Linked DNA regions of Homo sapiens: region 2 is linked to region 1. Evidence: chromatin loops called from intact Hi-C (ENCODE). Cell type or tissue: A673. All regions are shown on one strand.

What was found. Peaks named below come from ENCODE experiments on the same cell type or tissue, not always from the same donor. Only the 100,000 strongest peaks of a DNase experiment are listed, where the experiment ranks them.
Region 2: a loop joins it to region 1, with 4 times the contacts of the local background. A loop is called at or near these places in 14 of 110 quality-filtered maps.

Annotation. Positions count from the first base shown.
Region 1 is chr1:167,441,046-167,443,545 of GRCh38, reverse strand. All of the region lies in intron 1 of CD247 (CD247 molecule), which reads left to right. Among named protein-coding and RNA genes, the nearest start is that of CD247, 76 kb to the left of the region's middle. In A673, a CTCF peak has its summit at 1,205 (motif pointing right); a DNase peak (open chromatin) is centred at 1,215.
Region 2 is chr1:166,909,221-166,911,720 of GRCh38, reverse strand. ILDR2 (immunoglobulin like domain containing receptor 2) reads left to right here. Exons shown (of 10, transcript NM_199351.3): 10 at 1-2,500. Among named protein-coding and RNA genes, the nearest start is that of TADA1, 34 kb to the right of the region's middle. In A673, a CTCF peak has its summit at 1,152 (motif pointing left); a DNase peak (open chromatin) is centred at 1,130.

The DNA of each region.
Region 1 (2,500 bases):
GATTTTCTTCTGAGTCTCAACCAGTCCCATAAATCGCCACGGTTATCTCCTCTGCAGTCCTCACAGCAAAAAGTCACCCCAGCTTTGGTGGCCTTCATGGGGGCTGGCTTGTCCCCCAGAGGCCTTTAGATCGTCCCTAGGTCAGTGAGGACTTCCAGCAATACCTTGGGGCCAGAGGGCAGGCACACCTGGGGCTGGGCCCAGCATCTTCCTCATCACTGAAGTTCAGCCCTGAAAAATTCCATGATATCGAGTGATTGTCTACCCTGTGCCCTGCACTCTGATGCTGGGGCTGGAGGAAGAGGCAATAATGAAGATGCAGCCATTGGTCTCAGGTGCTGACAGCCTAGATGGAGGGGCATCTGAGTCCTGAGGAGTTGGGTTTGTAGAGCGCTTTGGGGGATATAGGCTCTTGAACCGACATCCTCTCACTTTTTCCTCAGGGGCTCAGGTGGTGGGACAGTCTGATTTCAACAGGTGTTGAGTGGAGGGGTAGAACGCAAGCCTAGAAAAAGATCTAGCTCAGCAGGCCAGGGGGTAGAAAAATATGGGTGTTCAAGGAAGAATGGGGGGAAAAGACAAGAGCAGAGGGACAGGGTGGCACAAAGCTGTGGTCTTTTCAGGCCTGGACTGGTTATGGCAGAGCCCTAACATGGCTGGACAAAGAGCTTGGACTCTCGTCCGAGTGGCTGGGTCATCAATGGTCTCTGGGCAGGGTCTGTGGGAGGTTTGTAGAGATCAGCTGCCTGGGGGCAAGAGGGGTCCTGAATTAGGGTTGGAGTCAAAAGCCAGGGGACAGAGGGATTCAGGGTGGTGGGGGTGGGGACACTGGCGGCTGCCTTTGAATCATCTGCTTCCATAGTTCGTCAGGGAGGCCAAAACGTTGCTGGCATGGAGGGGTAGGCAGGGCTGGCCCAGGGGCAGGAAGGGGGCGAGAACTGCTAGGGATCAGTCCTGGGCTGCCTGTGACCGTGTGCTCTGAACCCGAATACTCGGTGCCTCAGTGTCCGAGTGTGGGTGGCAGGAGGATCTGACGATGATTACATTTAAGGCAGTGTCTGAAGAAATGTTAGTTTTCACCCTGTTCAACAGAAGAGGCAGCTGACAGAGCATACATAACCTGCCCCAAATCACACAGCCAGAAAGAATGACAGCACTCCCACATATGGCCTCCACTCCCTCTGCCCTCATCTGGGTCCAAAGGCCACCAGAGGGCGCCCAGGCCTTGGGAGACAGACACTAGCGGGGCTGGCCTGGGACCTCTGCTCTAGTTACCAGGCAGGGGTGGAGTGAGATGGGTACCACACCCTGTTTTACAGGTTGAGTTGCTGCACGTTTACCTAGTAGGAAGTATGGTCAGACTAAAATCTGAGTCTCCTCATTCACAGTGCAATGATGTTCCAAATAAAAACACTAACTTTTTAAATTTTTTTTTGAGACGGAGCCTCACTCTGTGTGCCAGGCTGAAGTGCAGTGGCGTGATCTCGGCTCACTGCAACCTCTGCCTCCCAGGTTCCAGCGATTCTCCTGCCTCAGCCTCCAGAGTGGCTGTGATCAAAGCTGCCAGCCACCACGCCCAGCTAATTTTCGTATTTTTAGTAGAGATGGGGTTTCACCACGTTGGCCAGGCTGGACTTGAACTCCTGACCTCAAGTGATACACCCATGTCAGCCTCCCAAAGTGCTGGGATTACAGGCGTGAGCCACCGCCCCCAGCCCAAAAATGCAAACTTTTATTTAACCAGAGTATTTAGTGTATCTGCATTCTTCAGCCCATTGTACTCCAATGGCAGTGCCAACTAAACGTGCATTAACTACAGCTTGACAAAGGTTAATATGGCACTAGGAGTTAGGGGCCCCTGGGAAATTTGCAGTGGGAGAAGCTAACACAGAAGGGATCTTTGAGCTGCATTTTGTAGGATGCATCAAATGTTACCAAATAGTAGGGTTTCAGGGAGAGAAATGGAGGGAACATGAAGAGGGAACAGAGAGTGCAAGGCACAGGGCAAATAGTCTGGAAGAGCAAGGCGTGTCCTGGGAATGGGGTGTGTGTAGTGGGAGGAGGGGAGACAGAGAAGGCTGAGGCCATGGAGCTGGGACTAGGGGACAGGGAGATGCTGGGCCTAGGTGGGGAGGGGCACCAAAGGTACCTCTGTCTGTTGGCCATGAAACCCTTCAGGGAACAGGGAAGGGAAGCCGAGCACCAGATCCCACTGTCCTAGGCGGGAGAGTGCTTGGCACTGAGGAGGCAGGGAGTTGGGGGAGAGTTAACCCAGATTCTCCCTGTCCTAGTTAACTGTCAGATATTGAAATGATCTCATTTGACCATCATTTGACCTATTGTCTCCCTGTGGGTAGGCCTCAGAGCCACACACCTCAGGCCAGGAGTACCATTCATCCAGACGTGAACATCTTCCCGAGGCTTCCAGAGTTCTTGGTTCACACCGGGGCTAACATGGCTGGGCTTCTGCTGCAGTGGCAGGAGCTCTGTGCACAGAGAA
Region 2 (2,500 bases), 530 kb after region 1:
TTAGTTCTTTTTCAAATTTACATAGTCCCTGTTGTCTTGTGACTTACTCTTTTTTTTTTTTTACAATGCCCTCTTATTTATCTGAATATCTTAAAGATACTAACTTAAAATTTTATATCCAGTAATTCCAATATCTACAGTCTTTGTGGGTCTACTTTTAGAGTTTGTTACTTCTGCTAACTTTCACTCACAGTTTTTTGTTTCTTTATGGGTTTTATAGTTTTTTATTTTAAGCTCATGTGTGGTGCAATGCCATATTACATTGTGCCAGTCAAGAAAAACCTTTCTTGCTCCTTATCTGCCTTACATTTCTCCATAATGACTCTATATATACACAGCAACCCTGGGGAAGCCAGGAAGAGTGAATGATTGAGTAAGGAAGAAGTAAGTGTGCTAAATGGGAAAAAATGAAAAAGGCACACATACACGCATTGTGCATTTCTTTCTAATGCAACCTGTAGACTGCAAACAAAATCTTAAGATGGGGAGGGCAAGAGGCTTTAACTTTACATATTCTTTAGAGTTTGATAATATAAGAGAATGGCTGTCTTAATTATAGACATAGACTGTTTTAGGGTTTAAGAGTGAACAGAAGGCTGTTAATTGTTAAGAGTGGCCAAATAAATTATGGATGTAGATTTCATTCAAGAGGCAAGGAAGGCCGGGCCCTGTGGCTCACACCTGAAATCCCAACAGTTAGGGAGACAAAGGTGGGAGGATAGCTTGAGCCAGGAGTTCAAGACCTACCTGGGCAGTATAGTGAGATCCCATCCTCCACAAAAAGGTAAAAATTTAAAAAGACAAGAAAAAAAAGAAGCAGCAAGGAAGGACTAGACTCATAGGATGGATTAAAATTAGGCAAAACAAATAATTCATTTTTCCCTATGATTATCTAATTCTAATCCAATTTTTATATGCTTTCATTTCAAGAAATAAGAAGTAGGCTAATTTCAGGTTCTCTTAGAAAATCTTGGCAGAGACATCCTAATCATACTCATCACACCACTTAGGTGAAAATTATATTTTCTGCTGAATTGGTTATAAGCATTTCCTGAATACTTATCAGGTGGCCTAAGATGACTCACCAAAAATGGCATGAGGTGTAGAAGTAGCTAGGAAGTTGCTTAGAGGTGAGTGAGTTGGTCTGACACGCCATCTAGTGGCACACATCCAAGAGAGTGACTCTATTGCTAACCTTCCAGTATTGGATGGAGGTGTGCCTCACATTACTTAAGGGAAAAGCTACATATGAATTTATATAGCTTATTTTAATGCTATATATGAATTTATATAGATGAATTTGGCTTTTGAAAAACAAATTAAGTGCATTAGGAATTTTTTCTTTAAAAGTGATATGTTTTTCTTACACTTTGCAAGTTTAGAACTTGCCATATTATGTTTTTGAGGCAGGCTTCTGTGGATATAATGTGGGGAAAACCATGAGGTTTTTGCTTGGGATCAAGTGGGATTTAGGTGCATGCCTTTTGTGATTTAAAGCTATTTTAAAGTGTGCTTTTAACACCATGGAATTACAATTGTTTTCTGAAGTCAGGTCAGGACTCTGATTCTGCAGAATTATGGTGAAGCCAGTTTCTCTTTAACAAGCAAAAACCGTGTCATCAAACTGTACAACCAAAGGACCTAAATAGTCCATTCCCTAGTCTTCAGCTGTACAAAGATGAATCAATCTCTCTGTCTCTTGTTCTCTCTCTCACTGTCTCTAAAAACCAAGCAGAGGAGAAAATTCCAGACATGTTAAAACACTTTACTTTTTTTTAAAACAATCCTTGCTCTCTGGAGATATTTTCTCACATTTTGTTACAAATTTTGTGTAGAAGCATAGCCACAGTGGATTTTTTCTGGCTCTTTTTCTTTCTCTGAGACGTTAATGTCCAGTAGAGCAAAGCTAGAAGGATATATATATATATATATATATATAAATATATATATTTATATATATTTATATATATATATATATATATATGTATGTATACACACACACATATATATGTCAATTTCTATTAACCTTGTTTTTGGAAAAACGCTTTGTTCAACTGAATGTAGTTAAATTATAATGGACATTAATATACAACCCCACCCTCCCAGCCTCTTTTTGTTGCTGGTATGACTTAGGCACCTAGCTTTTCTCATTCCCTCAGGCCAAGGCGATAGCCTCTTATGTTTCATTCCTTTGGCAGCTGTATTAGTAAAAAAATTTTTGGTTGCAAATGACAGGAAGATAGCTCAGACTAGCTTAAGAACAAGAAAAGGAGAAATGGAGCTCATCTATTAGAGAGATCCTGGAGTAGCTCACAGGCTGGAAGAGCTGTAGGAACTGAGAACAAACCTGGGTCTCAATGTAGTAAGATTTAAGATTCCCTGTCCATCATCCACACCTACTTGTGTTTTTACATCAATACATTTTCTCAGTGAGGATAGACTTACTCCAAAAGGCAGGAATATAGCCACTAGCAGTCTGAGAGTCACAACTTTCCAGCTC